6 separate regions of the Mus musculus genome follow, and regions 2, 3, 4, 5 and 6 are each linked to region 1. The links are chromatin loops, found by intact Hi-C in ENCODE. Cell type or tissue: heart. All regions are shown on one strand. Each heading gives the region's core, and the rest is flanking DNA. Links, peaks and the distances in the headings are about the cores only. Region 1 overlaps Cask (calcium/calmodulin-dependent serine protein kinase (MAGUK family)). Region 2 holds the start of Ddx3x (DEAD box helicase 3, X-linked). Region 3 overlaps Nyx (nyctalopin). Region 4 overlaps Cask (calcium/calmodulin-dependent serine protein kinase (MAGUK family)). Region 5 overlaps Cask (calcium/calmodulin-dependent serine protein kinase (MAGUK family)). Region 6 holds the start of Gm34661 (a long non-coding RNA gene).

Region 1 (5,291 bases), core at 375-4,374:
CCAAATGAGATGTTCTTAGCACCCCGGACACTCCCTCCTGCTGTTTTTCTTTCCTGTACTCAGTAGCACCTTTCTCTTCCCCAGTTCAGTTTTGTCTCTGTGTCCCTACTTTCTCTTTTAAGACCCTTTTCTCATAACTGCATGCGCTCTTCTTTTCCACACCCCCTCTCCATCTGTCAGAAGCAGAAATGCTCATCTGTATGGGGAAATTCAGTCTGTACTCAGAAGAAAAACACCGTTTCCTCTATATTTTTAAGCGAAGACATTGAGCTGGCTGCAAAGGGAACTGACAGGTTTGCATGCATGCTTATATTCACTTCCCCTTTGTGGCCAGCAAGGCTTGAAAAACACAGGACACATGGGGTCAGATCTTGTGGGTAAAGATTACATGGTTCCAAGTATGTGTGGCAACTAGGAAGAGAAGATAGTCAAGTAGCAAGTGAGTCTCCTGATCCAATGATTGGATATTTATGACCCTCATAATAGTGAAACCTTGAGTGATGGGTACAGCCTAGAGGCGTGGGGGCTGCTCCCTTAACCTTCTGAAAGGACCATTTTTCTACATCCTTTCAGGCTGTGGTACTATAGATGTTAGTGACAATACCTAGCTCTAAGGAGCAAATAAACTTCTAGAGCTAGCAGGATTAGGCTTTTCTTCTAGCTTTCTTGCCAAGCTAGATTGCTGTTCTAGAAGCACAGAAAGAGATATTCATAGATGAAAATTACAAAGGGCCAGCTTTGTGATACATTTGGTATGAGAAGGAACCAAAGCAGTTCCACACTTCCAGCACTTGGACATGTGAGGTCTCTTTGCAAAGCATAATTCTCTTTCCTTTGAGGAATGTTGCTGAGGAAACAGTGGACTCTAAGCTACACATACCTTATTAATCCCTAGGGAGAGAGCCATTTTACTGCACTAAAGGGAAAAAAATATAAAAGCCTAGTCAGGTCATCAAAAGTGAAAGCATATTCAAAGAAATGTGGTAGATGAAAATGAAAACAGTATGTTCTTGCCAGCTCTTTTGTTTGTGAGGAGGGATGAGGGAGTTGTGTACTCATGTGAGAGATCCATGCAGGATGGAAGGTGGTGACTGAAGCTTTAGTGACAAAGCACACGTTCTCGGGGATAAAACCCTGGATGTGCCCCTGATGTAGAGAGCTAAGCTGCGAGGCACTTCGAGGAGGAAGTATCGGCATAGTTGGCCTGCTACTGGAAGAAGGGAGGACAGTGGAGGAGAAAGGGCATCGCTTCTAGTACTTTCTTCAGAGGATAAAATGTACTATAAAATACATTTGTTAACTATTTTCATTATAAGCCCTTTAGCATTACTTGACTTTTCAAACTGTATCCATTAGCTGCTATAATTTTATTTTAGAAGTTAAATCCCACAAGGTGACCACAAAATTGTCCCATGCTAAAATGTTAGACTGTTTTTTTTTTCTTTTTCCTTTTTCTCATTTCAGTGGGTGTAGGATCTCACTATGTGGCTTGGGTTGTCCTAGAAGCCAGGCTAGCTTCACATAGATCCATCTGTCTCCCGAGTGCAGGGAATAAAGGTGTGCCCCACCACACTCAGCTTGCCAGACTTTCTTTTAACCTCCAGGATAATTAGAGTCATGAATATTTCACAAACGTGACTCATGATAATCATTAAAACAAAATAAGACAAAGCCAAGCCTTAAATGATTTATCCTATTCATGGCTGATGAGTGGCACTGGGCTTTCATCTTGAGAGAATTTGTTGTTTTAAAATTATTTTCACTTTATCACTTTTAAAGTGGTTTTCATGCACTAGAAAAAGTAAATTTATAGATTTCTTAGAGCTTAAAAGGACAAAACCCTCAATATTAAAAAAAAAAATTTCCCCTAGCCTGTACTGCAGTCATTTCCAGCTGGAAACTAAGCAAATTATTTAAAAAAAAAAAAAAAAAAAAAGAACTGTGTTGCGGTGATATACTGCCCTCTGCTGGCCAGAGCTCTAAAGAAGCAAGCACTTTACAGAGCTGTTCCATGTTAAAATGTAACAAAGCTTTTCTTTCCAATTGTTTTCTACTAGGTATTTCAGGTTGGTTTTTCCTAAAATAAAGGCAACAAGAAAATATTAGAAACAGCCAGGTATGTATACTTGTCTAGAGTGACTGATTTCAACTCTAAATTATTTCCACATATCAAAAGGTTGCATCAAGATGCAAGTGCCAATGGATGAGACTCCTAATTTAATAGGAATTATCAGTGACTGCTAAAATCCACTGTGTAAAAGGGTAACATTAAATTTAGGATCTCAAAATATAAGCTTCAGATTACATAAAAAGTTGACATAAGTAAAAGCTATTTTTGGTCAAAGGAGATATGAGATACTTGGTCACCTTATCAGAAGCATCAACGCCCAAACAGCTTTTTGTACGGGTACCTTGTCTTTTTGTTGTTACTTATCTTATTTACTTAGTTTTTGTTTGTTTTAGTTTTCTTTTCTTTTTTTGAGAGAGACAGAAAGAGACAAAGTTGAGAGGGAGGGGAAGGAGGGAGAGAGAATGTGAATTTGGGTAGGGAGGATTTGGAGGATGGGAAAGGATATGATACAAATATATTATATGAAATGCCTTTTAAAATAAAATAAAAAATAACAGATTCTATGAGTGCTATCTTATCTAATGTGAGTCAGGATAAACAACCTTTAACACTTGGGATCAATTCAAGCCCTAGTTGTGTTACAACACATGATATGCTTGTCCTGTTGAAGAAATAAAAGCATTTATCTCCGATATATCTTAAACCTTCTATGTATGTATGTATGTATATATGTACATAAATATAAAATATAGTTAAGTGGTTGTCATTTATTATCAAATTTTGGTATTTTTTGAGACAGGGTTTTTTTGTGTAGCAGAACAGGCTGGCCTCAAACTCACAGAGATCTCCTTGGGATTAAAGGGGTGTGCCACCATCACCCAAACTCTCTCCTCTCCTCTCCTCTCCTCTCCTCTCCTCTCCTCTCCTCTCCTCTCCTCTCCTCTCCTCTCCTCTCCTCTCTCTCTCCCTTTCCCCCTCCCTCTCTCTCTCCCTCCCTCCCTCCCTCGCTTGCTTGCTTTCTGAGACAAGGTCTCATTATATAGACTTGTTTGACCTGAAACTGTGTAGACCAGGCTGGCCTCAAAGTCAGAGAGATCCATCTGTTCTGCCTCCAGAGTGTTGGGATTAAAGACCTGTGCTGCCATGCCTGGCTGTTATCAATTGTTCTAGCAGTTCACATAAACTGCAGTACTTCAATTTTGGGGGTTCTCAATATGAGCAATTGAATTCAAACACTAACAGGTACAGGAAAGAACACCTCGTGCCCAATTCTCTTTCCCTGGCCATTGATATAACCTCCTCCTTGAGTAAAGACAAAAAGGGACACAAACACAGTCTTAATCTTAAAACAATTTTATCGAGAAATTAAAAAGAAGTGGCTAGAAATAAGATGACCTTGTTCTTGGAAAGAAACATGGAGAATTCTGGGCACTGATACATGATCGTAATCTCTTTGCATTCCCAGTTGCTGTGTTGTGATATGGGCATGTGTTTACTTGTGGTAATTCGTGATAGGTCACATTTCTCCCAGACTCTTGTCAAATGCCTTATTTTCTAAAATGCCTGCTTTTAAGGAAAGAAAATAAGTTTCTTTGTACACTTCAAAGGTAGCACAGGCACGGCAGGCAGTAACACAAGAATTGCTGGCTCATTTACATCTTTACCTTTGGCTTTCAAAGTACCCACAGGGAAGAATGGTTGGTTCTGAAACATGATATGAGCATGCAACTGCACACACATGAACACACGTACACATCCATAAAAAGAGGGGAAAAGCCCCCTGATAGTCCTAAAAACCACTGACTTCTCATTCAGGCCCCCAGGGACCTAAAAGCACAGTGTAAGCCTGGTGTGTCTGCCTTCATTTTGCATCTATCTCTTTTAATCTGGCTCATTAGCTTTGTCTACTTCTTTCAATATGAATCACTCAAGGAGTGTCTATCAAATTATCACTTATTCCATTGTCCTTTGAGGCCAAGGACACAGAGACAGGACTAAAGGGGGCATCTTAGTGTCAGCTTTTTACCATGTTCTGTTCCGGATGCCTAAAAGGTGCCTAAAGATATCCAGTTATTATCCTAAACCAGGACTCCCTTGGATTCTATCACCTAGATGATGAAATTTAACCAGTGAGGACTAGAGTGTGAGCAATCATCTCCTGGGGACCACCCTGTTCCCTTGAACAATAAGAAAGCCTACAGACTACCTTTGCTGAACCATAACTGAGACAATGATCAGTGAGTCACACAAACTACTGGCTACACCTTGACTAAGGCTGTATAATTATGCACAACTCTTGCCTCCTTGCCTCAATTTGTCCTCTAATCTACAGCTGATATCAGTACCCTGAGAGGGATTTGGGGTCACCAGACACTGTTCCTCTTTTTGATGTGCACATGATTACCTCTCCTGTCTCTGATTTTCACGATTTGTCATTTGCTTCTTGAGTTGGCATATTAAGATGGGTGGCCAAGGCCAGCCTGTTAGGGTTGCTGGAGAAAGCGCTTTTATCCTAAAACTCTAGTTACACTTGGGTCTTCCACGACTACAGATTCTTGTAGTAGAATGTGAGGACCTGAGAGCAGTAGCACTGGAAACAAGGCTATGGCCAGATACCACATCCTAAAGAGAACAGAAGGTTCACTGAACTTGAACAAACCACAGCTTTGAGTAACAGGACTGCACTGCACATCTAAAGCTAACTGGCTTGTGTAAGCATTGAACTGATGAACAAGGCTTACTGTGGTCCCCTTTGAGGGAAATTAAGAATGGTGTTCTAATATGCACACATTTAGACACGTGTTCTTGTCTTGCACAATAGCTTCCCTCTCAATGCCCTGAGCTACTGATTGGTCAGATGGACAAATTTTAAACTGTCCAGTTGTAGCCAATTTAGATATTAGCTTGGAGAGCCAAAAAGTAAGTTCCCATTTGAAACACACAAGTTCAGATAAGTCTAAGGTATCTCATGTCCTCCTGCTTTTGGTTTTGAGGGAAACTGGTAAGTGACCCTCAAACCCACCCCTCAAAGTTGATAGAGGTAGTAACAACAGCTCACCATGGGCTGCAAAACTGAATGAGCTTTCCTTTTGGATCACTCTTACTAAAATACTCCAAAGGAATTCCAGGGGCCAGATTTAAAACCATCACCTGAGGCAGATCAGAAGGATCAGAAGAGTATGTACTGGAGAGTGCTTGGGCAGATGATCTGAGAAGTAAT
Region 2 (5,291 bases), core at 843-4,842, 380 kb before region 1:
ATATAGTCTACATAAGTAAAACAGCCCAGAAGCAGGTTGTCAGTTAACCTCCCCGTGGCAAGCAATTGGAGTGATGCTCAGAATCTCCAGCTCTTGAACAACAGACTCCTATTTGTCTAGATTTATGTGAAAAGGAATCTAAAACAAAACTAAAAACATATCTCACTACTGTGCTTTGTGAATCCTCAAATCTCATAGCAGAAAGGAACCCATCTTAGTTTCTTTGGATTTGCTGCGACAAAACACCATGGTCAAAGCAACGTATAAAATAAAGCATTCAGTTGGGTTTATGCTTTCAGAGGCTTAGAATATATGATGGCAGGACAGCTGAGAGCTCACATCTTGAACCACTAGCAGAAGGTGGGGACACACACACACACACACACAAAGAGGACTGGGATCCAGGAGTCTTTTGAGACTTCAAAACTCACTTCCAGTGACACACCTCCTTCAACAAGGCCATACGTCCTAATTCTCCCTAGACAGTTCTAGCAACTCAGGACCAAGTATTCAAACCTGAATGGGGGAGTGGGAGGGTGTGTGTCTGTGTGCGCGCGCTCGCGCGGGCGCACGCGCCTGCTTGTGCGCAAGCGCGCATGCATACGTGCGCTGGCTCATTCTTCAAACCACCACAGGACGATAGGAATCCTTGGGTCTAATGGTTTTCAAAGGGGCACTATGGAAATATGTGCATCTGAGGGTGCTAATACTGCTGAGGACTACTGGTATGTGGTCAACAGAGCCAGGCGTGCTAGATCAATTCCATATATGAGAGAATTGGTCCACTGGATACCCATGTAGACACAAAACCACATCATCATCTAGGTTGGCTTCAAATGTAGCTGCCATCATTAACTGAAAAGCAACATTCAATTGTTACACAAAATGAATAGTAAAAACAACAGGGGTTTGAAGTCTAGTGGTCTCTTTTATAGAGGAGGAAAATTGAGAACAAAAGCCGAAAAGCAACTTGCCTAGGGATTGTTTTATTGTTTCCGTATCTCTTTAAAAGTTCAGTTTCAATTTTACAAACTGGAAAAGTAGAAGAGTTTGTACAGTAAACTATGTGATGAGAAGTAATTGTTTGAATTCTGGCAGCAGAAGGCCCCTGGTGGGGGGGTTGGGTTTGGGGTTGAGGTGGGGGGGGTGCTGAGTCCTGTGTTTTATTTGTGAAACTGAGGGTCAGAAAGGAGTATCTTTTAGGTAACTTGTGTGCTGCCATTGCCTAAAAGCTGAGGGCTCAATATATTCTTTTGGTTTTGTTGTTTAAGGGTATGTGTTTTTGAAGCTGAGTCTTGGGGGGTGGTCCGCCTAGAAGCGGGGTCCACCAGAATCGGCCCGTTTGATGACAGACCCCTTTTTCCTCCATATTCTGTCTAGTGGAGAGAGAGGCCTGAGGCAAGTTATCTCGGTCAGGGAGACACAGGTTGTGTCCAGTCACACATTCTCGCCTCCCTGGGGTCCCTTACTGTGCCAACAGCCACAGGCTGGTGCCAGGAATGCCACGCGGAAGGACACAGGGGCCTACAATAAGTGACTCTTTCACAAACGAGAGAGGCTCCGGGTCCCGGGAGGGTCCTGGATTGCCGGCTCTAGATTCGCGTGAGATAGTTTTATTGTTCCTTCAGAGTGGGGCTGTGGGAGTGATGCTATCTATAGGCAACGGCGATCTGAAGCCTACAGCAACCCGCACATCCCCTACAGTCCCTGCTCAGATGGACTCGGGTCACCATGCAGCCTTCCACCTTTCTGCTTCTCATTTCTAGTTCCCTTCCCCCTTTCTCCTCCCCGCCCTCCCGCAGTTTTCCCGTCCCTCCCTCCCATTCCCAGCACTAGTCAAGCGAGTTTCCCTTCTTCACAAGATGGCCACCTTGCTGGACACCCACGGTCACGTGATCCCACTGCCCTCCACGCAGAGCCAGGGCTCATTAGTTAGGCCAGACAAAGCCCACTGCATCATCTCCACGCCCGGGGACGGAGAGGAAGGGACGAGTGCTAGAAAGAAGGACGAAAACTGGGTACACAGGGGAGGAGCAGCCAATCAACCTAGTTTAAAGCTTAGGGCCTTAAGGCTAGAGGACGGTCAGCAATCATTTCTCGCGAGATCTCGAGAAAACAGTAAGATTAGGGGACCGGTGGAGACCAGGGGATAGCAAACCCAGGAGAACCAGAACCACATATACCCAAGGCTTCTTTATGAGCCGACGAGGACGCGGGTAACTGGACTGATTAGGAAATCTCACGGGACTCAGCCGAGCAACGCACCGTAAGCAGGCAGAGCTCCTAACGGCAGTGGCCGGCCGCCCGGGAGAGGAGGGCACACGTCTTACGTGCTGACGTAGCAGTCCTCCGAGTCGGTATATAAGGTCGGTGGCCGCGCGGTGCGCTTCAAAGCCGCAGTTCTCCCGTGAGAGGGCCTTTGCGGTAGAGGCAGCCTTTGCTCAGCAGCGGAAGACTCCGATTTCTCGGTACTCTTCAGGGATGAGTCATGTGGCAGTGGAAAATGCGCTCGGGCTGGACCAGCAGGTGAGCCTGAGCCGCGGGGGTCGCTGCATCACTTTGCCCCCTGCCCTAGCCTGCCTTGTGGCGCAGCTCTTTAAGTTCTGCTTTTTGCCTTCCCGTCTCCCTGGACGGCTCGGGCCGGCGGGTGGCCAGTGGCTAGGGGCTCTGGAGGGACTGGATGCTTGCGGGGGGAGTGCTAGAGCCGGTGATTCCTCCGGCTCGGCTCGGTGCGCGGTATTGTCCCTGGCCCGAGCACAATGGCGGCTTTTGTGTCTGTGCGCAGGCGAGCGGAGGGGGAGGGGGCGCGCGCATTCGGGCGCACGCGCGTCCCCTGGTTGATTAGTGACCCGCAGGTGGGGATCGGGGCGGTCGGGGGGGGGAGATTGCCCCGCGTGGCGTGGCGGGGCCCGGGTGGATGGTTTTGGCCCCGGATTTCCGGGGCTTTGGGCTTCCATGGCCCCAGTGGCTGTGGTTTGGAAATTAGGGAGCTGGCGGCGGCGCGCGGGCTGGCCGAGTGGCCCCGCGGCGCTGGAATGTGGGAGGGGGCGCCGCGGGAGGGGGGCTGGCCTCTGCGCGGGCTAATGGCGGCGGCCTCCTTTGTGTGGCGCAGGCCGGCGGTGCTGCGCGGTCGCCCCCCCACCCCCATCCCCATCCCCCCGGGTCTGCCCGCCAGCGGGTTCGCCTGCAAGCCAGCTGGGTTGCTTCGGCCCCGCCGGCCCGGTGCGTCGCGGCAGGGGAGGCCGCGGTTCCCGAGTGGAAAGTTTTGTGACGCAGAAATTTCAGGGCGGATTGGGCGGGGGGAGGAGGGGGAGGGAGGCCAGGGCCGCTGCGTGCGCACTTGCGCCGGGCTTGGCGGTGACGCGAGCCACCCGGCGCGGCCCTTGCTCAGCCTTAGGCTCCAGGAAACGACCGCGCGGCCCGAGCCGGGCACGCCCGCCCTTTACCTGGGCGCAAGGGAGGACCACGCGCCTTGCGAGTGATGGCCCACTCTGGGATCCTCTAGAGGCAAAATGCCCAGAATATGGCAACAGATAACTTGTTGCTGCCATCGAAGTAAAATTGGGAGATTGGTCAGGCCTGGTTTCTGATTACTTAATCGAGACTCCATTTCTAGATTTAGAGGCCAAGGAGATGAGGGTCTGGTGCCTTCTGCCTGACCTATGACCTGCTACAGTAAATCTTCCATGTTGTGACACATTGTAACTTAAGGGACACTGGTAACATTTTCCATTCTAAATGATACTTATACTAAAATGATACTATTGTTGAACTATATTGGAAATTATATTTCCAAGAGCCTTTCATAAGTTGGTAGTGGATTTAACTTCGAAAGCTTAGGAATTCGGAGTGGTTCAAGTTTGTAATGAGTACCAACAGTGCATTTGGCAACTTTGTTGCTTCGATTAATGTCAAATGATTAAAAAAAAAAACCTACGTAGACTAGAGAGATGGCTCATCCGTTAAGAGGACTGGGTTCAATTCCCAGCACCCACGTGGCAGGTCATGCCTGTGTAACTCCAGTTCCAGGAGATCAGACACCCTCACACTGCAGGCAAACCAGAGCACATTTAAAAAACTCGTAAAAAAAAACCAAAACTCAGATTTTAATAAACGCGGCTTTAAACGGTAGTTACAGTATCAAGGCATGGCAACATTTTTTCTAATGACAAAGAGGTTACATCTGCTTTCTGTTTTCAGGGAGCTTAGCGATACTAGTAGTTTGCAAGTATCGGCACAGATTTATCGAGTAACATTTCCTTAAAACGTAACAGTTCCAACTTTCCTGTTTTTTTTTTTTTCTTCCTGTTTTTCAATTGTGGTTTATACTCCTAAATAGATAGTAGTTATATATCGACAATATGTCTCAGTGGGTAAAGGCATCTGCCACCAAGCGTGATGACCACAGCGACCTGAATTTAATCAGCCTGGTCTTTAGTGAGTTTGAGGCTAGCTAGCCAAGGCTACATAGTGAGGGACCCCCCCTCCCACAACACACACACACACCCTCGAGCAGTGTGTAGCATTTTTGTAAAATCTTGTTAACCAGTATAAGGAGATGGGCAGACTTTGGAGGCTAAAGCCAGTAAAATGCCCTTTAGTAAGAACATCAAAGGATATTCATGACTAGTTCTGTGAGTTTACAGTAAATGTGGGAGAACAGGAATTATTCCAGTTTTATTCTGTAGTGCTAAGTGGTGAGTGTATTGATAAAATTGTCTTAGGCAGTATTATCCCAATTTAATACATTTGTGCTGTATTTGAGAGTAAAGGAACTAAATAATACCAAGTATAAAGTTGGTGCTGTTTAGAAAATTTTTAAAAATGGTTAAAATGAATCCTACACTCATAACGTGTGGCTTTTATTTTCAGACAGGGTCTGATTTAGTGCAGGCTACCTATATTGCTGAGAATCTGATCCACCTGCCTCCATTTCTCCAATCCTGGGACTACAGCCATGAATCGTTACACTTTGTACTATACTGGGGATCAAAAATCAGGGCTTGATCCTTCACTATGGGCTAGCACTCTACTAACTGAACTAAGCCTGAGCACCTAGTTAGTGTTTTAAAACCATTTGTTTGGCTGCCCTGACTTCAAACCTCTTAGAAGTTTTTATTTAAAGTATGTGTCTGCCTGTCTGTACCATCTAATGCTTTGCCAGAAGAAAGCAGTGGATCTCTCTCACACACACACATACACACACACCATGCCTGGCTAAAATTCTAAGATTCATCAAAACAAAGTTTTAGTTTCTCAAATAAGGAGCTTTACTATGGAAAATGTTTACA
Region 3 (5,291 bases), core at 441-4,440, 190 kb before region 1:
TCCGGATCTACTTCTGTGGGAACAAGAGGCAGAGAACGTCTTATGCTGCAGACCAGGCATCCAGAAATAAAGGCATGAACTGGGGTTGAGACTTCTTGCCCTCCCAGCTCTCTGCCTCTCAACAACAAAACTTTGCTTGGTTTCCTCGGTATCAGGCTAAACGTGCCATGCATTAGCCCTCCATAATGGTCTAGCTTCTATTGGGCATGTGTATGCCTGTGAAGTAAAAGCAAAAGAATGTGGCTTTAGTATCTGAGCTCTAGCCAAAAGCACCCAAGGAGACTCCCTGACCGCCTGAAGCCAAGAATCCCCTTAATAGGTTCAAACTAACCTTTCTTAACGAGAGATACCTTTCTTTCTATAGCTATTGAAAGGACCCATGGTGAGGGCTGTAACTTGCTCCTATGTATTGCGTTGAGAACACAGGCTGGGATTAAAAGGAAGATTAAGGCTTCAAAGGTCAGTCTGAGATACTGAGGAAGACTAGGAGGGCTGATAGCTTGCTGTGAGATAACCAAGCTAGACTGATAAGAGGAAGGACAGTGACCTCTGGTTTCCCTACCCTCCAGTAACACACAAAAGACACAGTCATCCTTCCATTTATTCTTGCTTCTAATGAACAGCCTTAATTGCTAGTAAAGTTGGCTCCTAACAAGAAGCTTCTAGCTGGGAGACCACCCCAGAGCACTGTATAGACAAGGAGTTAAATATGGCACAACTAAGAAAGACTGCATCTATATCTTGGTAACTGATAGAATTAATGCTCTGCCATAATAAAACCTCAAGTTGATCATGCTCACAGGCTCACGGTTAGCTAACTTTCTTATATAGACCAGGACCACTTACGCAGGGAATGGTGCTGCCCAGAGTGGGCTAGGCTCTCCTATATCAGCAATACTCTCTGGGCAAGTGAACCTTCATCAGTGAACAATGCTAGAGCTGTTGACCCATGGGTCTGATGAAGCTGGAAGGTAAGGGGGACAACAAGGGCTGTGGGTGTAACCAGACCCACTTTTATAGCCATATTTCAGCCTCTGGTTTGCTGAAGAGGGGAGGGAAAGGGCACAGAGACTTCACTGGGATATCTGAAGAGAAGGTACAAGTGGACTCAGTGGAGGTCAGGGTTTGGTTGGTTCTTTCAAGCGGTTCTAGGCTCTGTGTTGAGGATAAGAAAGCTAATGCAGACACATAGATAGTAGCAGAAGCAGGTATGGTTTATTCAACTCAACAGTTAAGAGGACTGGAGCTGGGTTCTGGGCACCCATGCCAGGCATCTCACAATCACTTGTAACCCTAGCTCCACGGGATCAGATGCCTCTGGGCTCCTCAGGCATCTGCACTCACACACCCACACCCACACCCACATGTGGACACATCCACCTACTACGCATAACTAAAAATGATGAAAATGTAAGTTGAAAAAGACACTTTCGAGGGGAGAAGCAAGAGCAGGAGAACATTTAGAAGCACAAATGGCCAACGCTGTACCAGGATGAGTCTTTTATGATACATATTGGGGCCTTTGGAGCTTCTTTGTATAATGCTGGCTTTCTTGGCCATGCTCTGTTACACGTGATTCCACTCACAACTTAATGGATCACCTGTCTTTCATCATCATCTTCCTCTCTACCTCCTGCTCCTGTGGCTCCAGGCAGTTCTAGCAGGCCTCTTGGCTAGGAGTGGGGGTGTATGTGGTACGGGGAGCAGGGTGGTTCCAGGGTTGGAGAGTTTGTTTACCAGCAGGTCTTTCTCTAATGCTAATCTTGCATTGTTTCTGTTTGGTTTTCAGACCTCACTGCCAGCTCTACCTTCCTGAGCCACAAGGACCTTTGCAACACTGGTGGTTACAGACTGTGTCTACCACTCCCACTTAACCTACGGATAAGGACTTATGTGGGATGGGGGGGGGATGCTTCATTCACCTATGTTACTTTTACTCACCCCATCCCAGTCATTCCTTCCTGTGGTTGTTTGATTAGGAATAGGGGCCCTCATAGACTCATGTGTTTGAATGCTAGGCCCATAGGGAGTGGTACTATAGGAGGTGTGACCTTGTTGGAGTAGGTGTGGTTTGTCTAAGGAAGGTTGTCTCTGGGGGTGGGCTTTGAGGTCTCCTATGCTCAAGCTATACCCAGTGTGGCACAGTCTTTCCCTGCTGCTTTCGATCATAGAACTCTTGGCTCCTCCAGCACCATGCCTGCCTAGATGCTGCCATGTTCCCACCTTGATGCTAATGGACTGAACCTCTGAACCTGTAAGCCAGCTCCAAGTAAATGTTTGCCTTTATAAGAGTTGCCTTGGTCACGGTGTCTCGTCACAGCAATGAAACCCTAACTAAGACACTTCGTATCAGAGGTTAGACCAGTTCAGTCATATTTTTGCTTTCAAGGTCCAAATGTAAGAAACTGGTAATTCCCCAGGGTATTGTGGCCTTGATGGCTGAATCCACAAACAGAGCCCTTATTATGGGAAGGGAATGTCAAATTTCCTCTCAGCAGAGTGAGAATTTGGCATGTTTTCATGGATGTCTTACAAGGGAACAGCAGCCAACCCTCCACCCCCACTCAGGCCTGGAGGAGCTGCTGGGACCAGGAGCATGTAGGACAGCTGAACTGTGGATCAGTGGTCAGAGAAACATGTCCCTGCTGTCTGTCCAGGAATCAGTCTCGGCAGCCCCTTAGGCAGAGGAATCTCTCAGAGTCTGGGTTGCGAGCAGGCTGCCTGAGTTTCAGCATTCCTAACCAGCTCCCAGTACTGCTACAGCTATCGCCTCTGCTGCATCCACAAACCAAACAGAGCAGCAAGAGCTTACATCCTTGCCTGATGGGATTGTAAGACCTCAGATTCGGAATTTGACACAGGACTTAATGGCCTTAGGCCAAGCATGGCCGCAAGCCTCAACACCAAAGCTTCTTGCCTGCTGGGAAGGGCCTCTGCCACCTTCTGTTTGGGGATCATCCGCCTTTCCAAAGAGATGAAATCAGCAGTTTGCAATTTGGGCAAAACACGGTTATGTTAAACTGCCTGGTCCCCACTACAGCCCTCTAAAGTTACATAATGTGTCCTTGTTACAAAGACCTATAATACCATTTGGTAGCGGGAAGCGGATTGCAGACTGCTTATTGCTGATGGGTGGGGCTAGGGCTGGGGTCAGGGAACTGGGCAGAATGTGGGAAGGGTTTAAAGCAAAAAAGGGGCCTGGCAGATGGAGAGGGCAGGAAGGCTCTGGTAGCCAAGGCTTGGGGATAAAACTGATTGGTTTGTCAGCAAAATCTGTCATTGGCTTTGGCAATTCAAAAGGCAGACACGTTTGCTCATCTCTGCTAATCCTCATCCGATACCGAGGCTTTTCCAGCTACTATCTGAAAGAAAAATAAACAGTCAACCCTGCATGCATGCACAGTCCTTGCTCTTTGCCCCTGTGTGCTCCCTGCTCCAGCCTTTATTTCTTCTTTCACCATTTCTTGGGAGATGGAGGGGCTGGGGGCACTATGGGCAGACCTCCAGGATGGTAAGCAATACTTGGAGATGGGCCATTAAGGGTTTTTATGCAGAGGTTTTCTACCATCTATTTTCTTGCTGGGTCCTGAGTGATACCTGGGTTGTTGATGGGTCTTAGCCTGATTAAGGGTTTCCAAATGGATGGATGTGGTGGAATTTGAGTGAGCCCAACACTAGGATCCTTGGGGGAGGAATGAACACACAGAAGGGGAAATGGCTGGGTATAGCCAAGGAAGTGTGGAGGTGCGGGCAGAATTCCCAAGGGACCCCTCCTGGGTAGCCTTCGACCTGCTGACTTGCCCTTTCTCCCCTCAGGTAGGGATCCTACAGCTGAGTGGCTCTAAGCCACCAGGTGCAAGGAAGGCCAAGGGATGCTGATCCTGCTTCTTCATGGTGAGTCCTGGGCCAGAGGTGCTGGGATGGGAAGGTAGGCAGCGGTCACAGGGCTCCTGCCTAAAGAGTATGGGCTCCAAGTGGCTTCAGTCACAGCTGCTTCTCTGGATACTCTTTCTGATCAGATTTCCTGCTGTGTGACTGTGGGGAGAGGCTAGAAAACAAGAAACAAGTAAGTGGTAACTGTGACATTATAGATGTTTAAATATTTTTATTTTATTTTTCAAACTTTATGCATATATGAGTATGTATGCATATTGAAACAGCATCTCATATAGTACAGTCTAGCCTCAAACTTATGTGCCCAAGGCTCACCTTGAATTTGTGGCGCTCCTCTTCCCTCAGCCTCCCAAGTGCGAGAATTAACTGCTTGAAGTTATGGTGATGTATGTAATGATCTTTATATATGGCACATGTTATAGAATATTTTACCAGATGATTCTCAAATACTAGTAATAGTGTTTTGTGTTCTTGTTTTCCTTATGTCACTGTAATAAAAACACATGGACTAAAAACAATAAAGGGGAAGAAGGGATTTATACAATTCACAGTTCTGGGCCATGGTACACATCCAGAAAAGTCAAGGCAAGCTCAAGGCAGGAACTTGAAGGAAGGCTGCTGGCTAATCCATGCAGGATACCTTTCACCTAAGAACTCATAGCCAAAGTACAGCAGGAAAGGATGCTGCTTGCTGGCTTGTTGGCTGGCTTCTGTTTAGCTAGATTTCTTATCCAGCCCAGAACCACCTGCCTAGTGATGGTGCTCCTTATAGTGTGCACTCCTACAATCAATTAACAATCAAGACAAACCCTTACAGATATGCTCATGGGCCAATCCATTCTGGGGATTTCTTCAATTGAGGCTCCCTTCCAAGATGACTCTAGGTTGTGCCAAGTTGACTGTGCAAGCTAACCAGAACATTCTATCTTCCATCTTTTTAAGAAAGTGGGAAATACTCTGTTCCATCAAACAATCACTAGTGCTTTTTCAGTGCACACAAGGGATGCTATAGAGGTAGAATAACCACATGGCTTTTGTCTTTGAGAAACCTACATGCCTTAAGGGAGAGCCAGTAAGTAAATACGGAAGCAAAACTAAAAACAAATAGCATCAAGAGGGCATAGGGCACATCATAATAAATAGGATATGACTTCCTGCTCAAGGAGTCTCCAAAGGACAGAGGTTGACATTTATATAATGACTAACAGCCAGTACCTTGCCATTTCTCCTCCTTAGAAAGGAGAAGATTGACTGAGTCATGGGAACAAAATGTTTGCTTCCAAGAGCCAATATTATTTTAAATGCATACCCAAAGCTCTGCTGCCACTCATGAAGTCCAGACCATATTCCTAGCCTGCATGCTGCAGAACGGAGCTGTCTCCGCTACAGAACCCTGA
Region 4 (5,291 bases), core at 891-4,890, 140 kb before region 1:
GATGGACATCAGGAGCCTGGGACACGTTCTTCCTAGAAAGGGTAGAAGCCATCCCTTTGGTACAAACCTGTGTGGGGGAGGCTTGCAGAACTTAGCCACGAAGAGGGCTTAAAATCTGGCCGGACCTCCCTTCTACACCATGAAAGGGTGTTTGTTCTCAAGCTGTTTGGCCTGGAATCTGAGGAGACACGTGCCTTTTCATGTTTTATACATTTTATTCATACATTTCTCCAACTTTGAAATGACAAAAGCCCAAGTCTATGGTTTCCCATTACACAGCATCCTACAGGTATGTATATTCTACAAAGAATACTATGCAGTTTCTCTTCTCCCCCTGTCACACGAGATAACTGATTAGGGTTTCGACTTGTACTGTGCTGGCTTGCCACCACCCTTGTGGTTGTTCAGGTGACAGGGCAAAGGGGTTGGGATGGGAGGGCATGTGCTAAGGCATGTAAATAGATACACACAGAGAGAAAGAAAAGCAGGACATTTACAAAGAATCCGAACCTTTCCAACCCCTTCAGCTCCTCTTGCAAGCTAAGGCTTTGCTGTACCCTGCGAATACTTACAATCGGATACGGTGAAATATACAACAACCATTAACATCTCTCTCTTTTTATCACTGAGACAATACTTCAAAACCTTTTATAAAAAGGCAATAATACATACAGAAAGAAAGAACACATTGGCAAAGCTTTATGCAAAACCACCCCAGAACTGAGTCTGAATGGCAATGCACCTACACTGCACTGGAACACGATGCTGTGGTCTCAGCACCACCTGCCTGCAGAGGACATCCCAGGCGACATCAAAGACTGGAAATCAACCCCTACCCCCCAATTCTTGGTCTCTGCCAAATGAAAAATAAAGGCAATGCCACTCTCTGTGGAGGAATGCCTACTTCTACTCCCAAGCACAAATCCCTCTGTTGAGATTCTCTCCTGGGTCCAAAAGACTCATCATCCCCGGACCTTACTCAGTCACATGCTATAAAGAATGGATTGAACTCTAAGCAGTAGCCAAGTGCCAAGGTTTTGCACATACACAGAGCTGGAGTTGTGCTTGGGGCCAGCAATGTGGTCTCCCATGTGGCTGCAAACATCTCCTTCCATTTTCTTTTGCTTGGTCCATTTGCACAGGTTCATTCAAGGGAGTTAATGGAGGGTCGGGTGACAAACAGTGGGAAGTCAGGAATGGTCTCTCCCATCCCTCTAACAGCTAAGACTTGCGGATGCCCGTCCCAGAGACGGTGCTGCTCTTTGCCTATAGCTGCTACTGCTGCTGTGGCCTGAAGGCACCAACAGGAAGTGCAGATAGGAAGGTTGGACGCGCTTCCTCTTTTCCCCTACTTCCGGATGGATGTGGGAGCTGAACTTCACTCTGTAAGCTGGGCAACCCGAGACTTCCCACAAGTTTAAGGCAAATGGACGTGTGCAGTGCCCAGGCATAGCTGATTACAAATGAGGCCTCCCAAGTACGGTTTCCTTAGCCAGTGGTACCACACAGAGAGGGAGACCCTATTTCTAAAAGGGCCAGAAAAGGGCAAGTGCCCCCAAATAAAAACAGCGATGAGAAGAACATGCAGCCCTTCTGAAAGCCATAGGAAGAAACGAGGCATCAAGAAAGATGTGTTCAGGGGCTTCAGTGTGCCTCAGCATCAGCATCCTTGCGAAGAGAACAGATGGAGCAGGCTGTGTTCAGTTCTGACAAACAGCCACCACTATCTACCCACCAGAATGCTGACCTGAAACAAGAAGTGATGAGGCATGCCAGGGGCTTGATTTTTGGAATGCTTAGCAGTGTGCCCTCTATTCTTTCCAAGGAGACATTTGTATTAAGAATTCACTAATCAAGCCATTTTCTCCATAGCGTTTGTGACAAGCTAAGCTTATTTTTCCCCCGTGTAAGAAACTGACCTGAGATGCTAAAGGAACATCCCATCAGTGGGAGACAAGAGAATGCTTTGGGCTGCCTCACCCTTAAGGAGCAGTTTCCATTCTGAGTAGCTCCCCATTTCCTGGAGGGTGGTTCAGTTGATTTAACTTTTTGCAAAAAAAAAAAAAAAAAAAAAAAAAAAAAAAAAAAAAAACAAACCAAAACCCTGGTAACCTTAATGAAGAGACCCCTGATTGGAAAACAGAACTCACAGATAAAAAGCTTAAAAAGATAACAGTAGCTTCAAAGGAATGCTTGGCCTGCCTGCCCCAGGCCTTAGATATAGGGAAGGGACCGCTTCCTGCCACTCTTCCTTTGCTGGGGAACTCTGCAGCTTTATCTATTCTGCCACCAATAGCCTGAGACTCTGCCTTCTGAATGCAAATAGCAAGAAGTAGGTCAACTCTTTCTTTTGCCTTTCTGAGCTGATATTTTAAGCCATCTCCTCTGATGGGGTGCTGCTAAAGCAGTTCCAATGTTATCTCGACATTGGGAAACTTCCAGATGAATTAAGCTGAGGGACACATTCCTTTTCAGTGTTCAGATAGGAATACGATGCATGTGAGAAGTAATTACTGCTTTATGATTAGAAAATCAGCTCACTTCATCTTTTAAGCAACGAACTTAGGAGATCCAAACACTCCTTCTCCTGTTGTGGGGAGTAGGGCTGGGGCGGCAGAAAGGACCTGCACTCTGGCTTTCCAACATTTCAGCTGACTACTGATTTAGCAATCTCTGGTAATTTGCTCTAGTGTGTGTGTGTGTGTGTGTGTGTGTGTGTGTGTGTGTGTTCTGGCCGATGAAATGGAAGCAGTCAAGAAGCTTTGAGCAATTTCCTCTGATTGCTCGGGGTACGGCTGTACTGATAGTACTCTGACTTCAGAGATTGTTTTCCTGTAGGTCATAAGCACACTGCTTTAGAGCTGTGTATTAGTGGAGAAGAGCAGGTGAGCTGCTGGGGCAGCCGCTGGGTTCTAGGTGCAGGCTTTCGCCACCTGTATAAGGGCAGGAAGGATGCCACCAGTGCTCTTCTCTCAGACTCCAGAAGGCCAGTGAGGACAGAAGTTCCCCATGTCCCCGAGTCCTGGAGTACCTTTTTCAGTCTGTGCTCACCTGAACTTCAGCTGGCTTCACTTTCCTATGCTCATTCTGTCTGGGGGGACGTGGTAGATGGTCACACACAGGCCTTGCCAGCATTTCTGGAGATGTGCTCTCAAGAGCAAGTGGAGCATAAGGGATTCTACCAGAGGGAGGAATGGTTCTTTTTTTTCCCACACCTTAGTTGTGCTTTACTGGAAGAGGTAGAGCAGGTACTGAGCCACTGAAAAGGGTGCCTTATGCTCAGTACTACTGCAGTAATGATGTCTGGCCTGGGCACTGATTAGGATCGAGGTCAGCACTACACAGCCCTAAGCAACTCCTGAAGTTTTCTCCCTCCACCTAGCAAGAGCTCACTGTTGAGTCTGTCTCTGGTGTGCTGTTAGGCCACCCTTACTTGTGGGACCGAACACAAGTTATTCTCACAGTATCTTGTTGGTAAGTTGTGACCATCTGGGCACTGACAAAGAATGGTCTACAAACAGAAACCAAATGGTATCATGTAATAATAGTTGGGAAGGGTGAGATGCTGAAAACAGGAGAGGAGTATGAACACAAAAATGCCTTCTCTGTTCAGTGCCTAAGAGGAGCTGTTCAGGCCAGAACTCATTCTGCCAAGGCACAAAGTGATGGAGGCCAGCTAACCCTGAAGAAATGAAAACGATGGTGTGTTTCCAAGGACCAGAGTCATGTCAGTGCCCTGTTCTCTCATCCATGAAGGGGCAACACTCTAGTGACCTCTGGCAGTCTGAGAACCCCAGCCTGGGCCTCCTCTAGTGATTCTGACAGCATGGCGGGGGATGACATGGTGAATGCTTTTAAAGCAACAAGGACAGGTGACTCCCCTGTGCCAAGGGATAGAGCAAGAGGAAGGAGAGACCACAGGTGGCCTTGTGAGTCACATGTGGTCCAAGCTGTGCCCTGGCAGGCTGCTTTGTTGCCCTACCAACCGATACTTATTCCTGGGCCTTCGATGGGTCAGTGAGCATCTAACAAATTTTAGAACTTAAAAGATTACCAGCTTGGACCTGAACAAATCTATAATGAAATGAAGGACCCAAAGGCATTTAATTATTGAACACATACAATGAAGTATATTTAAAAAAAATGGTCAGACTGTCCTGTTAGTTATCATTTTAAAGGAATTTACAGGGCTGTTATAGATTATTCTTTTGGAATAATTCAGTTTGTAGCAAATGCCTAAACTGGTTTCTTCATTGCACAGTATATTCTCTTTAAATGGGTGCTTAAAACAATTACATACAGATTAAAAATCCGCATTTCTTTGCTTAATTAAAACGTTAATACTCTTAGACAACACAGATCTGAAATGGCGAAACCAGCAATACCCCCTCCCACCTTACAACAAATTAAATTGAGACAAAATTACAAACACATTTCACTACATGATTATTATTAATAAAAATCAGGTTTTTTTTTTCTGTTTTATAAAGTTGCCCGAAATGCAAGGGATGTGCATAGGTTTACAACTTAGTCATAATAGCAATTTATTCTTACTCCCCTGGGTGTGCCCCGTGAACGGAATGTACTTGGCTGTAATTACAGATTGTTTTGTCCAACACAGACACACCGACAGCATAAACGCTCGCGACTGTCCACATGCATTAAGAGTCAAGACCCAACTTCAAATCTCTAAAAGGTTTACAGGGTGCTTCAAAGAGACAGTATCACAGTATCCGCATGTTACATAAAGGACTTAAAAAAAGAGAGAAAACAGGCCTTTAAAAATTTATGACTGTTTTGTAATCACTAGACTAATCATTTCAAATAAATAAAGGAAAGAAAGGTATTCCAATCCATAAAATCAGACTCTAAAAAGAATGTAGTGTTCCACCCCCAGTCAAGGTAACAGAATCATTGTTTATTATTATTAAAATAGATTATAGAAAGCAGCATCTATTTTGTGCAGTTTTTAGGGGCCTTGGAAATAAAAAGCTATGATTTCCAAAAATATAACATTCCAAAGGATTGAATAATACATACATTTAAAGATACATTTTATTAAAGTTTAGGAGAACTGATTAAAAAAGATACTGTCTCTTTAAATTAGTGTGTAATTGATTTTCTCCTCCTATCTATTCGGACATGACAATAATTATAAATGTAGGTCACACTACAACTAGGTAGTCTCTAGGGACCACGACCTGCTGACACAAGGCCGATAACAAAGAGGCTTTTTCCACGTAGGAGGTGGCTCCCAGTTTTATACTCAGATAGCCAAGGAGAAGCCTAAT
Region 5 (5,291 bases), core at 571-4,570, 81 kb before region 1:
ACAGACACACACATAAACGTTGTCTTTGCTATTAGACCTCCACCATCATGAATGGGAGCTGTGTCACTGGTAATAAAATCTTGAGAATCCCAAGGCCTTGTCCCAGATCTCCCCAAGAATCTCTGCCATTTGATTAAGAAAGCAGCTGCTGTCCACAAGCATCTTGAGAGGAACAGAAAGGATAAGGATGGTAAATTCCACCTGATTCTGATAGAGAGCAGAAATTACCAGTTGGCTTGACACTAAAAGACTAAGCAGGTGCTTCCACCCAATTGGAAATTGAGTTGTCCACAACCTCTGCTCTGGTGGCATAAATTCTCTTGTGTACAAGAGCAATAAAATCACGTTGGTTAATAATAAAAAAAGAATGTCATCTAAGGCCAACAGGAAGCTGACAGTGCTGGTGTAGAGCTTGCTGCACAGCAGCCAGTGTTCCTTCCACACTCAGCCTAAGCCTTATTCTGCCTACGGAGGCAGAAGCCTGACATGTGTAGGAGTCACAGAATTAGGGAGAGCTCATATTTGATTTTCCCTTCCCCTTCTTGAGAAGGAAAGGAGAGGGACCTACTCTTCCCCCTATAAAAAGTGAAGGGTAGGGAGTCCTCCAGAAAATCTTGTCCCAGAACTGGAAGTTCCAGAGAGTGGAGCTTCTTGCCTTGGTCTCTGGCCAGGGCTTGTCAAGTTGCAGCAAGTTATAGTCCAGTCCTACACTGTTGCACTAGGAAAGATAGCTTTGTTCAGAGAATCCTTGGGGAGGCTCAACATGTGGTATTTTAGGTTAAGCGAAAAATGACTTGTATCTGTTCCTTTAGTATGTGAGGGCTTCCTTTTCTGCCTCACCTGGGATAGCCCACACTTGCAGCACATCTTAAAGTAAGAATGCATGCTTCCTATAAGTCAAAGAAATGTATGAGAGGTAACCTGAGCAAGGTTATTCTGATGGAGTCCTGTCCAAGAGAACTGCCTGAACAGAGCAAGAAGAACCAGAAATAGGAGCTATGAGTAACATCACGGGGCAGGAGACAAGAGTGTGCTGCTGAGGCTAGCTGTACGCTGTGCCAACTATGCCAAGGCTGCAAATTTGCAACCCAGCACCAACACTGGCATGTCTGCTACACCAAGGGCATCAACAACCAAAAAGGAAGTGGCCGTCTAATGTTGGTGATTATAGAACATGCTGTGTAAGGGATTCTTTTTCTTCTCCATGACCCTTGAGTTTTCCAATATAAGGTAACAGGACACAGTGTGTGTTTCATAATTGTTTTCTTCAAAAAATAAAAATTTGAACTTGTATGTAGCGATTATAAATACATATTTGTAAAAAAAATAGAGTAGCACAAAAATAAACACAGCAGAATACTTATTTTAGCTTGTTTCTTTGGGAACCAGATACAATTTCTATTTGATCCTGCTTGCATACTAAAATTTTTTCCCCTGAAATCAAAGACATTTTGTACATATTTATTTTTTTGTGGGTCTTTCAAGTCTGACTTACTAAACAAGTTTTTCTTTAAATATAGAGAAGACCTTAGATATAAATACAATTCTATTTCTCTATTTTAAAGAGAATCCTATAGTCTGGACAAATATCACCCAAGCACCCATGTATTAAAAGGCATAATTGCCAGCTTGTGGCACTAGTGGCAGGTGGTGGAACCTTTAGGAAGTGGGGTCTGGTAGGAAAAGCTAGGTCAGTGGGACTGTGCCATTGAAATAGATGGCAGTATTCCATTCACTTCTTCTCTTTGCTTTTTGTGTGTCATGAAGTGGGTAGCTTCTTCTGCCATAATGTTTTGCTTTCCCATAGGCCCAAAGCAATAGGGAGAACAAATGGAAACCTCTAAAACCGTGAGCCAAAATATTTTTCTTCCTTTTAAGGTGATTATCTCAGGTGTTTTGTCATAGCAACTGAAAGCTGTTCAACAAAGAGGAGAAAACTAATGTCTAGGTATGTGAAATGCTGCACTTAGGGTTACACAAGCAGAGCAGCAGGGCATGAGAGCATGGCCTTCTGGATCACACCAGACCTCTCTGGGTTATGTTAGAATTTAGAAATAGATAACAACTAACAACTCGTGCTAGGAAGGTGCCTTTAGTAATATTTTGGGGGGAAATTGCAGAAAATGCTATTCATAGATCATGGCAAAAATAAACTACATATGATCTGGAAGTTAATCAGTTGCTGGTTTTGTCATGTTAAGTAACTGCATGGTTTTGTCACGTTAAGTAACCTTAATCTTCTCCTGGCCAAAAGGGAACTTTTTAGGTTTTAGGGGCTATCTGGTCTCTGTCACTACTATTACAGCCTGTTGTGTTGTATAAAAGCAGCTGTTAACAATGAATAGACTGTGTTTCAGTAAAATATGTATCAAATAAGTGGTTGGCTGGATTTGGCTTGAGGGTGATAACTTGCAACTTCTGCTCCAGACTTATAAGTTCAAGGTAGACTGGTAACATCAAAATAGATTTTTTTGTCATTTGCATTCCTTAAATCTGAAGATAATAAAGCATATTTATAAGGCTGGCATGCTGAAGGGAGTGGGAGAGGGGATAGAAAGATGTTAATAGATTATTCCTAGAAGGAAGACAAAGATGAGGAGCTCTGGCTGTTTGCATTCTTTTTCTAAAGAAATTAGCTACCCAAGTTCAGCACTACACACACACACACACACACACACACACACACACACACACAAACCACAGACATAGAATCAAGGCAAAAACAAGGAAATGTGAACAGCTGCAAGGGAAACAGGCTGTCTCACACTGTGTCACTCCTAGACAGACGTGCTCCCTGCCAGTCTTTGGCACTGGGTCAGATATGACCACACACAGCTGCACAGACACACTTCACCTCCGCCTTGGAGTCACTGCAACTCCATTGGGAAACTGTATTCTACAGATGGTGCAAACAAAGCAGAGTAAACTCAGTGGCAATACCCAGTTCCTATCTCCTAAGCATGCACTTTCCAACAGATAGATGAAGTCAATCACTTTTACTTTACTTGTAAAGCATTAAAGGCAGCTCCTATTTTAACACAGCATTACATTTCACTCTTGATTTCTTAGTCCTCAAATAGAAATAATTGCTCACATATTCCACATTTAGGTATCTGTTCCATATCTATTTTAAATATTCTATAATTAAAGTTAGTGGGAAGATACTATGAAATAACTATCCCTGGGTTGTGTAGCTCATCAACCTTTTCTTTTTCCACAGAGAAAACCTTATAAAGGACAAGAATATGTACCACTTGAGACAAGATTGTAACTTTTGGAACAAGACTCTAAATATAGATCAATAAATGAAGAGCTTCCTTCTAGAGCTTCAAAGAACAGTTAAGTTCATTAGCGGCCAGTTACTTTAAAGACACTGAAGCAACTTTTTGTTGGAAGATAATTCAAGTTCATTTTTAGCTCCAAAATAATGAAATGTGCCCGCAACTGTAGTGAGACAGATAGTAAGAGTGTGAGAAAGACTATATGAAATGGCAGCCATGAGATGAGAGACAGCCTGTCAGAGACTCCCTTCACAGTCTCAGGGAACAGGAACCAAGTTCCAATATCGTGCCTTAGTGAACTGAGAAGTGCTAGGCAAAAGGACTTTTTTTTTTCACATATTATATATTTGAAATCCATCAAAATGTTAGGGAAAGGCAGGTGACTTAATACTAATATTTAGGGAACTGACAAGCAGCTATCACTTTGAAGATGATTTTTCGAAGTTGTAAACTGGAGAAAAGTTTCAGAGATCTAAACTATATTTTCCTGCCCAAATTAACATACCAACTTGAGATTTTCAGCTTAGATACCTACCCAGGAAGTTTAAACCGCATAGTTCCTGGATAGCCCGGGGAAACCCAACTCTTTAATATAAACAAAACCAAAAATGAAAGTCCCTTTCAGACATTAAAAATGAGATAGTACAGGTCTGAAAGGAATATTGTACATCTTAAAATTGCATTTTCAGAAAAATTGAGGAACTATAAATTTATAAACTGAAAGAAAAATTTTTTACACATCTAAGAATGATTATGCATCATTGTGATTCCACAATTTACAAAATGTTATAAAAGCCACCATGGTGAGTTTTGGGTCAGAAATGTTGACTGTGGGTTAATAACCCTGTCCCTCCCCCTTGAGACCCTGTCTATCTATTGGAGGTAGACTCTTTGAGTTCCCTCTCCCCAATGTTGGGCATTTTGGCTAAGGGCACCCCCATTGAGCCCTTAAGAGTGTCTCACCTCGTGGGTCTCCTGTACATTCTAGAGGGTCCCCCATCTCCCACCCCAACCCCTGAGGCTGCTTATCTCTATTCATTCTCTTGTCACTGGGCTTCTCTCCTGTTCCCCCACATACCTGATCCTGTTCCCCCTTTCCCCTCCCTGTTCCCTCTCCTACTCAGGTCCCTCCATCCCCCTGCCTCTCATGATTATTTCCTTTCCTGTTCTAAGTGGGATTGAAGTCTACTCACTTGGGCCTTTCTGTTTGTTACAACTTCTTATGGTCTATGGGTTGTATTCTAGGTATTCTGTACTTTTTGGCTAATATCCACTTATCAGTGAGGACACACCATGCATGTCCTTTTGGGTCTGAGTTACCTCAGGATGATATTTTCTAGTTCCATCCATTTGCCTGCAAAATTCATAATGAACCGTTCCTGTCTAAAAAAACTGCAGGGACAAAAATGGAGGAGAGACTGAAGGAAAGTCAGTATAATAACTGGCCTAACTTGAGATCCATCCCATGGGAAGGCACCAAGGCCTGACACTATTACTGATGCTATGATGTGCTTACAGACAGGAGCCCAGCATGGCTGTCCTCTGAAAGGCCCTACCAGCAGCTGAGTGAGACAGATGCAGATACTTACACCCAACCAGGGACCCCTATGGTTGAATTAGGGGAAAGATTGAAGAAGCTGAAAGGGAGTGTGATCCCAAAGAAGACCAGTAGTCTCAACTAACCCAGACCCTCAGGAAGCTCCCAGAGACTGAGCCATCAACCAGGAGCATACACGAGCTGGTCCGAGGCCCCTGGCACAAATATAAGCAGAGGTCTGCCTGGTCTGGCCTCAGTGGGAGAAGATGCACTTAATCTTTGAGAGACTTGAGGCCTGAGGAAAGGGGAAGGTCTGGTCGGGGGAGCACCCTCTCAGAGGCAAGGGGGAGGAGGAAATGGGATGAGTAACTCTGGGAGAGGGGACTGAGGGGGTTAGGGTGGGGAACGACTGGATTGTAAATAAAAAAATAAATTTCAATTTTGCTGAGGTATATACCCCCCAATAAAAACCC
Region 6 (5,291 bases), core at 385-4,384, 310 kb before region 1:
ATTCCAGGAAGCTAGGGAGGGAGGCCTTTGACCCAGGAGCCTGTAGTGGCTGTCCGGCGGGAACAGTGAATCTGCTGTTCTTCACAGAAAAAAACCAAATGCATACTCCGGTGCGTGAAGTTAGTGCTCACCCTTCTGCTGTTTGTCTGACAAGGAGGCAGGCACACTAGGCAGCTTTACTCAATCTGGTGATGAGCCCAGGGACAAAGAAAAGACCACAGTGGCATTCTGATTTATTCCCAAAGGAACGGGGTTGGGGGGTGGGGGGCAGGGCACAGAAATAAACTGCAGTTTTACAGGTCAAAGACAGTGGAGCTCAAAACAGTGAAGTTTCATTCTGTTTAAAACCAAAATCCAAAAAACTCGGGGCCAGCTGAATCTAGCCGGTAAAAGTGCTCTCCAGATGCTAAGCTTAGGGAACTGAGTTCCATCTTAGGACCCGTCCACATGGTGGAGGGAAAGAACCATCTCCCTGCCATTTATTTTTTGACCTCCACAGGCATGAACACGCGCGCACGTATACGCGTGCGCAGGACACCGAATCAATGAATAAATACAATAAAAATTAAAATAGAACACACTGAAAACGAAAATTGGGGTGTAGCTTAGTAGTGGAGAGCTTGACATCATACCCACCAAAAATATTCGGATGTGGGGCTCAAAGTGATACAGAGACAGGCTGCTGCGAGTAAGGGATGTATTTATTAGAAGAGTTATTAACGCCACGGACAGAAAACAGGAACGGCAAGGATTTGGAGGAGAAGAATCAGGGGCCTATGTGGCAGAAGTGGACCTGTGTGCCTCTTAGGTGGAGAGGCAGGCCAGGCTCTCATTCCCAGGGAGAAGGCAGTGAGGGGGCGGGCGCGCGGGGGGGGGGGCGTAACAGCATGTATAGCCACCAACCGGGCCTTTGATGTAAGCTCACTTGCCCAGGTTAGAAACGCTGGCACCTGGAAGTCTGTGAGCTAGAGGTTTGCAGACACTATCTCAGTGGAGTGCTTGTCTGTGATTGCATGGGGGAGGGCTGCTGCAGGCAATGTGAGCAGCTGCTCAATTCCACTATTCCGTTCTTACACCCAAGACCCTCGGTCCAGTCCCCATCACATCACCGCTATAAAACAAATCCCTCGTCGCAGAAGTGTCTGTAGCATTTTATCTAGGTTCCGCCCGACAGTTACCCGACAATAGCCAGGTGTGCCAGACTCACTATAAAAGGGGATGCTTGTCCCCCTTCTCTCTCTCTCCCTCCCTCTCTCTCACCCCCTCCCTCTCGCCTTCTTGCTCTTACTCCATACCCCCGTCCACGTGCTCATGGCCGACCTCTACTCTACTCCTCTACTCTCTCTGCCCTTCTCTGTCTCTACTACCCTCTCAACTCGCCTCCCCATGCCCTGAATATACTCTATTCTATACTATACTGTCGTTAGTGTGGCTGGTCCCTTAGGGGGAAGGGATGCCTCAGCATGGGCCCGCAGAGGCACCCCCTCCCCCCATACCTGACTGCACATTCACCAGACATATTCCTTTTCTCTTTATTTGTATAAAACACAACAAGGAGAATTACTGATAGTTATCACTGCAGCAGGATGAGACCTTGTCTTGAACAAGACAATGTTACACAAAACAAAACAAAGAAGTAAGACCAACGGAACAAAGAGATGCCCCTCCCCCCCAACTCTGGCTACCGGTGCCTGTGCTTGTTTAACAACTTCCAATCACACCGAAGGCTTAATGTTAGTTTGCAACCAGGATGCCGGGCTTCAACCTAAATTCTAACTCTCAACACAAATCCCCGAGGCATAGTAAAGTAATCACCCTTAATAGAAAGCTACTGGGGGAGAGAGGAGGAGGGGAGAAGGCAATGGGAGAAGGAAAGAGAGATAGGGAGGGGGGAGGGGAAGAGATGGGAGGGGGAACGAGAGAGAGCAAGCGCGCAAGAGCGCCAAGCAGTGACTGCGCAGAGCCACGCCCCAATCTGAATGGTTCCCAGCTCAGATAAGAAACCCCCACAGCTGAAGTCCCATACAGCCCCCTTGGAGAAACGGCCACTTCCTGTTTACTTTACTGCCTTCCAGCTGGGGGCGGGGGGAGCAGTGATGGAAGCCATTGCTTGTAGCTGTAGGGAAGAATCAAAACTGCTGGATCAGGGCTGCAATTGCAGCATTGCATCTCATTACTCTGCCCGCCCCCGGATAAGGCAGAGCTAATACCATAATAATACCAAGGAGGTGCGGGGCCTCGCGGCAGGTGCTGTCATCTAGCTTTGAGTAACCACGCAGTATCCTTCCGGGGGCAGAGATGGGGAACAGATGCCAGCCTTAGTTCGCCCCCACCTCTCAACTCCCCGCCGCATCAGGGCAGTGCTGCGGAGGCTCCATGATGCAATCGCAGCCATAGATTCGCAGCTCAAAGACTGAGTCAGGATTGGGCTTGGTTTTGGGCCCTCCCCCTCCCCTAGCTACTTCCTCCGAAGTATATCTCTCATCACTTGGGCTTTTAGGTTTTAGCACTGGACTGTCTGGTGCGGAGTAGTTAATCCCTTTGCATTGCTAATGCCTCTAAACACACCATTCTTTCCATCCCCACCCTGGGGCTCTTGGGAGAAAAAAACGATCCAATCCGAGGCCACGCAGCACTTCTGAGCAGTCTCAGTCGTTGAATGATCAGGCTAATAGAGCTTCTGACCTCAGCATAGGGATGCCTAAACTTAGTTGTGGCTCATGGGAAAAAACCATTTGCCAAGGACCCGACTCTGATCGATGGAGAGAGTGTCAATGGCTGTAGGTGCTTTGCAATGCAGTTTGGAGATTCTTTTAAGAAGTCAAGCACGAGGGGTTGTGTTGGCACAAGCCCCATTAATCCCAGCACTCCGGAAGCAGAGGCAGGCGGATCTCTGAGTGTGAAGTCAGCCTGGTCAAAAGAGAGATTTCCAGGACATACAGGGCTGTTTCACAGAGAAATCTTGTCGAAAGAAAGAAAGAAAGAAAGAAAGAAAGAAAGAAAGAAAGAAAGAAAGAAAGAAAGAAAGGAGGAAGGAAGGAAAGAAGGGAAGGAAGAAAGAAAGAAAGAGTCAAGCATGGCCACCAGTCCCCTAGGAAGTCCATTTCTAAGTATTTAGCCAAGAGAAATAAGGACATAACGCCCACCTGAACACTAGTACATGACTATTCCCAACAGTCTTGTGGATACTGGCGCCAACGTGGAAAGGTCACACTGATAAACTAACAAATGAATAAACAAAATTTGGTGTATGTGTATAACAGAAGGTACCAGGCATGGTGGCATGCACTTTTAATCTCAGCACTCAGGAGGTAGACAGGGTGATCTCTGTGAGGCCAGCCTGGTCTACAGAGTAAATTCCAGGACAGACAGGGCCACACAGAGAAACCCTGTCTCAAAACAAAAACAATGGCGACAAAAAAAAAAAAAAAAAAAAAAAAAAAGAAGTGCAAAATGTGGTAACCTATGCTTGTAATGGTGGCACTTGGGAGGCAGAGGAAGAAGGAATTGCCACAAGTTTGAGGCCAGCCTGGGCTATATGGTAAGACTTGTGTCAACAAATGGGGGGAAAAAGCTAGCAAGATGCCTTAAAGGGGTCCTGGCTTTGAGCTCCACCAACCACAAACAAATCAAAGGCAGTGTGGGTTAAGGTGGTTTGGAAGGCTGGACAAGATTATGCCAACTGATTGGATAATGAACAGGCACAGAGACAGTGAGAGTCACTACGTGCTGTCTGTGCTCTGGACGCTACTTACTCATGTTGACTTGGAATGTGAAATTGGAGTAGTTAGGGTACGGAGGGCTGAGCCAAGGTCATTTTTAAGAGCTGGGATCCACTCTAATGGGAATGTGGTTCCAGGATCCCATGACAATGACATAAAGAAAACAAGAAAAAAGAACCTGGTTACAACGTCATTGGTCAGGCAAGACAAAGTTGATTCTGGGGAGCTAGTGAAAAGGTCAGCTTAGGAACTTTGGGAAGGTCATGAAACACTTGCCCCTCTGGAAGGGCTAATATTTCTCAGACAACAGGGCAGAACCGACTTGTGGGTGGGGACACATTCTGCAGGACAGACAGACCGTTGCCCACTTTCAGTCAAGGGAAGTCCTTGTCATCTCATTCCCTAAAGACCAATCAGTTTAAAGGGTGCACTGTTCCGCCAATCATTGTGCCTAGTTGCTGATGCTCTATTCTGCCCCTGGAAACCATATAAAAACTTGCCGAATGGGTGCTGGGGGGTCACTGCCTCTCCTTCGGGTCTGGGACGACCCCAGTGCACTGCATTTTGCATTGATCGTGGCTCCACATGGTTCACTCTGGGGGTCCCTGGTAAGCTAAGGCTCCCTGGGAAGATGGCTCAGATGGTAAAGAGTCTGCCACTAGGGTAGCAGGACCTGCATTAGGGTTCCTAGAATCCCATCTGCCACCCTACCACTGTTGGAATGGAGACAGGTGAATTTTCAAAGCTTCCTTGCTAACCAGTCCAGCAAACTGAGGAGCTTAGAGCTGAATGGCAGGATTTGTTTAAAAAAGAAAGGTAGAAGGGATCTGGAAAGATGGCTCAGTGGCTAACAGCACTTACTGCTCTTGCTGAGAACCTCATTTTGGTTCTCAGAATCCATATGGCAGCTCACAACCATCTATAACTCCAGTTCTAGAGATCTGATGCCCTATTCTGAACTCTGCATAAGTGTGGTGATGCCCAGCCTGTACCAAATCCTTAGCTCCACATAAAATCTAGCATGGTAACATACACCTACCACTTGGGAGATGGAGGCAAGAGGATCAGGAATTCATCTCATCCCCAGCTACATAGTGAGTTCAAGGCCGGCTTGGATTACATGATACTCCATTTAATATATGTATGAAGCTATAGCTGTCAGTTCCACCTTGCATTGTATATACATGACCCTACTCTCAGTGCTCAAGAGGGAAGCTGAGGCAGGAGGATTGCTTTGAGTTCTAGGCCAGCCTTGGCTACAGCCTGTCTCAAAACAAACCAATAGGGCTGGAGAGATGGCTCAGAGGTTGAGAGCCCTGATTGTTCCAACAGAGGCCCAGAGTTCAATTCCCAGCAATCAATGTTGGCTCACAACCATCTATAATGAGATCTGGCACGCTCTTCTGGTGTGCAGGTGTACAAGCAAACAGAACACTACATAAGTAAATCTTCGAACACCAACAAAAAAGAAACAAAACAACAAGCAACCTTCTCCCTGGATAGCCTGAAACCATCTGCTTGATAACAGGGAAAACTTTTGGTTTTTTTTCCCCAAATTTCTTGAGCAAA

What was found. A loop is a pair of places that touch in the nucleus more often than their neighbours do. Peaks named below come from ENCODE experiments on the same cell type or tissue, not always from the same donor. Only the 100,000 strongest peaks of a DNase experiment are listed, where the experiment ranks them.
Region 2: it touches region 1 in a loop (2.9-fold over the local background); 8 of 42 quality-filtered maps call a loop at or near these places.
Region 3: it touches region 1 in a loop (11-fold over the local background); 25 of 42 quality-filtered maps call a loop at or near these places.
Region 4: a loop joins it to region 1, with 7 times the contacts of the local background. A loop is called at or near these places in 9 of 42 quality-filtered maps.
Region 5: it touches region 1 in a loop (2.3-fold over the local background); 5 of 42 quality-filtered maps call a loop at or near these places.
Region 6: a loop joins it to region 1, with 3 times the contacts of the local background. A loop is called at or near these places in 7 of 42 quality-filtered maps.

What each region holds. Positions count from the first base shown.
Region 1 is chrX:13,654,977-13,660,267 of GRCm38, forward strand. All of the region lies in intron 5 of Cask (calcium/calmodulin-dependent serine protein kinase (MAGUK family)), which reads right to left. It also overlaps a transcript of Gpr82 not described here. Among named protein-coding and RNA genes, the nearest start is that of Gpr82, 3.7 kb to the right of the region's middle. In heart, for the core only: a CTCF peak has its summit at 1,977 (motif pointing left); no DNase peak of the experiment used is centred there; H3K27me3 peaks cover 230 bases.
Region 2 is chrX:13,278,632-13,283,922 of GRCm38, forward strand. It overlaps Ddx3x (DEAD box helicase 3, X-linked), which reads left to right and starts at 2,391. Exons shown (of 17, transcript NM_010028.3): 1 at 2,391-2,526. The coding sequence starts at 2,482. In heart, for the core only: a CTCF peak has its summit at 2,382; DNase peaks (open chromatin) are centred at 1,500, 1,900, 2,340, 3,270 and 1 weaker place; H3K4me3 peaks cover 3,675 bases; H3K27ac peaks cover 2,965 bases.
Region 3 is chrX:13,464,321-13,469,611 of GRCm38, forward strand. It overlaps Nyx (nyctalopin), which reads left to right. Exons shown (of 4, transcript NM_173415.5): 2 at 1,790-3,511; 3 at 3,817-3,894. The coding sequence starts at 3,873. Among named protein-coding and RNA genes, the nearest start is that of Nyx, 5.9 kb to the left of the region's middle. In heart, for the core only: no CTCF peak of the experiment used is centred there; a DNase peak (open chromatin) is centred at 2,561; H3K27me3 peaks cover 556 bases.
Region 4 is chrX:13,516,885-13,522,175 of GRCm38, forward strand. Cask (calcium/calmodulin-dependent serine protein kinase (MAGUK family)) reads right to left here. Exons shown (of 27, transcript NM_001284503.1): 27 at 196-5,291. The coding sequence ends at 5,287. Among named protein-coding and RNA genes, the nearest start is that of Gm34836, 50 kb to the right of the region's middle. In heart, for the core only: no CTCF peak of the experiment used is centred there; DNase peaks (open chromatin) are centred at 1,337 and 2,777; H3K27me3 peaks cover 2,224 bases.
Region 5 is chrX:13,574,018-13,579,308 of GRCm38, forward strand. All of the region lies in intron 12 of Cask (calcium/calmodulin-dependent serine protein kinase (MAGUK family)), which reads right to left. All of the region lies in intron 1 of Gm34836 (a long non-coding RNA gene), which reads left to right. Among named protein-coding and RNA genes, the nearest start is that of Gm34836, 6.8 kb to the left of the region's middle. In heart, for the core only: no CTCF peak of the experiment used is centred there; DNase peaks (open chromatin) are centred at 1,074 and 2,814.
Region 6 is chrX:13,345,164-13,350,454 of GRCm38, forward strand. Gm34661 (a long non-coding RNA gene) reads right to left here and starts at 2,541. Exons shown (of 3, transcript XR_386903.3): 1 at 2,222-2,541. In heart, for the core only: a CTCF peak has its summit at 2,082 (motif pointing right); a DNase peak (open chromatin) is centred at 2,028; H3K4me3 peaks cover 2,139 bases; H3K27ac peaks cover 2,525 bases; H3K27me3 peaks cover 2,500 bases.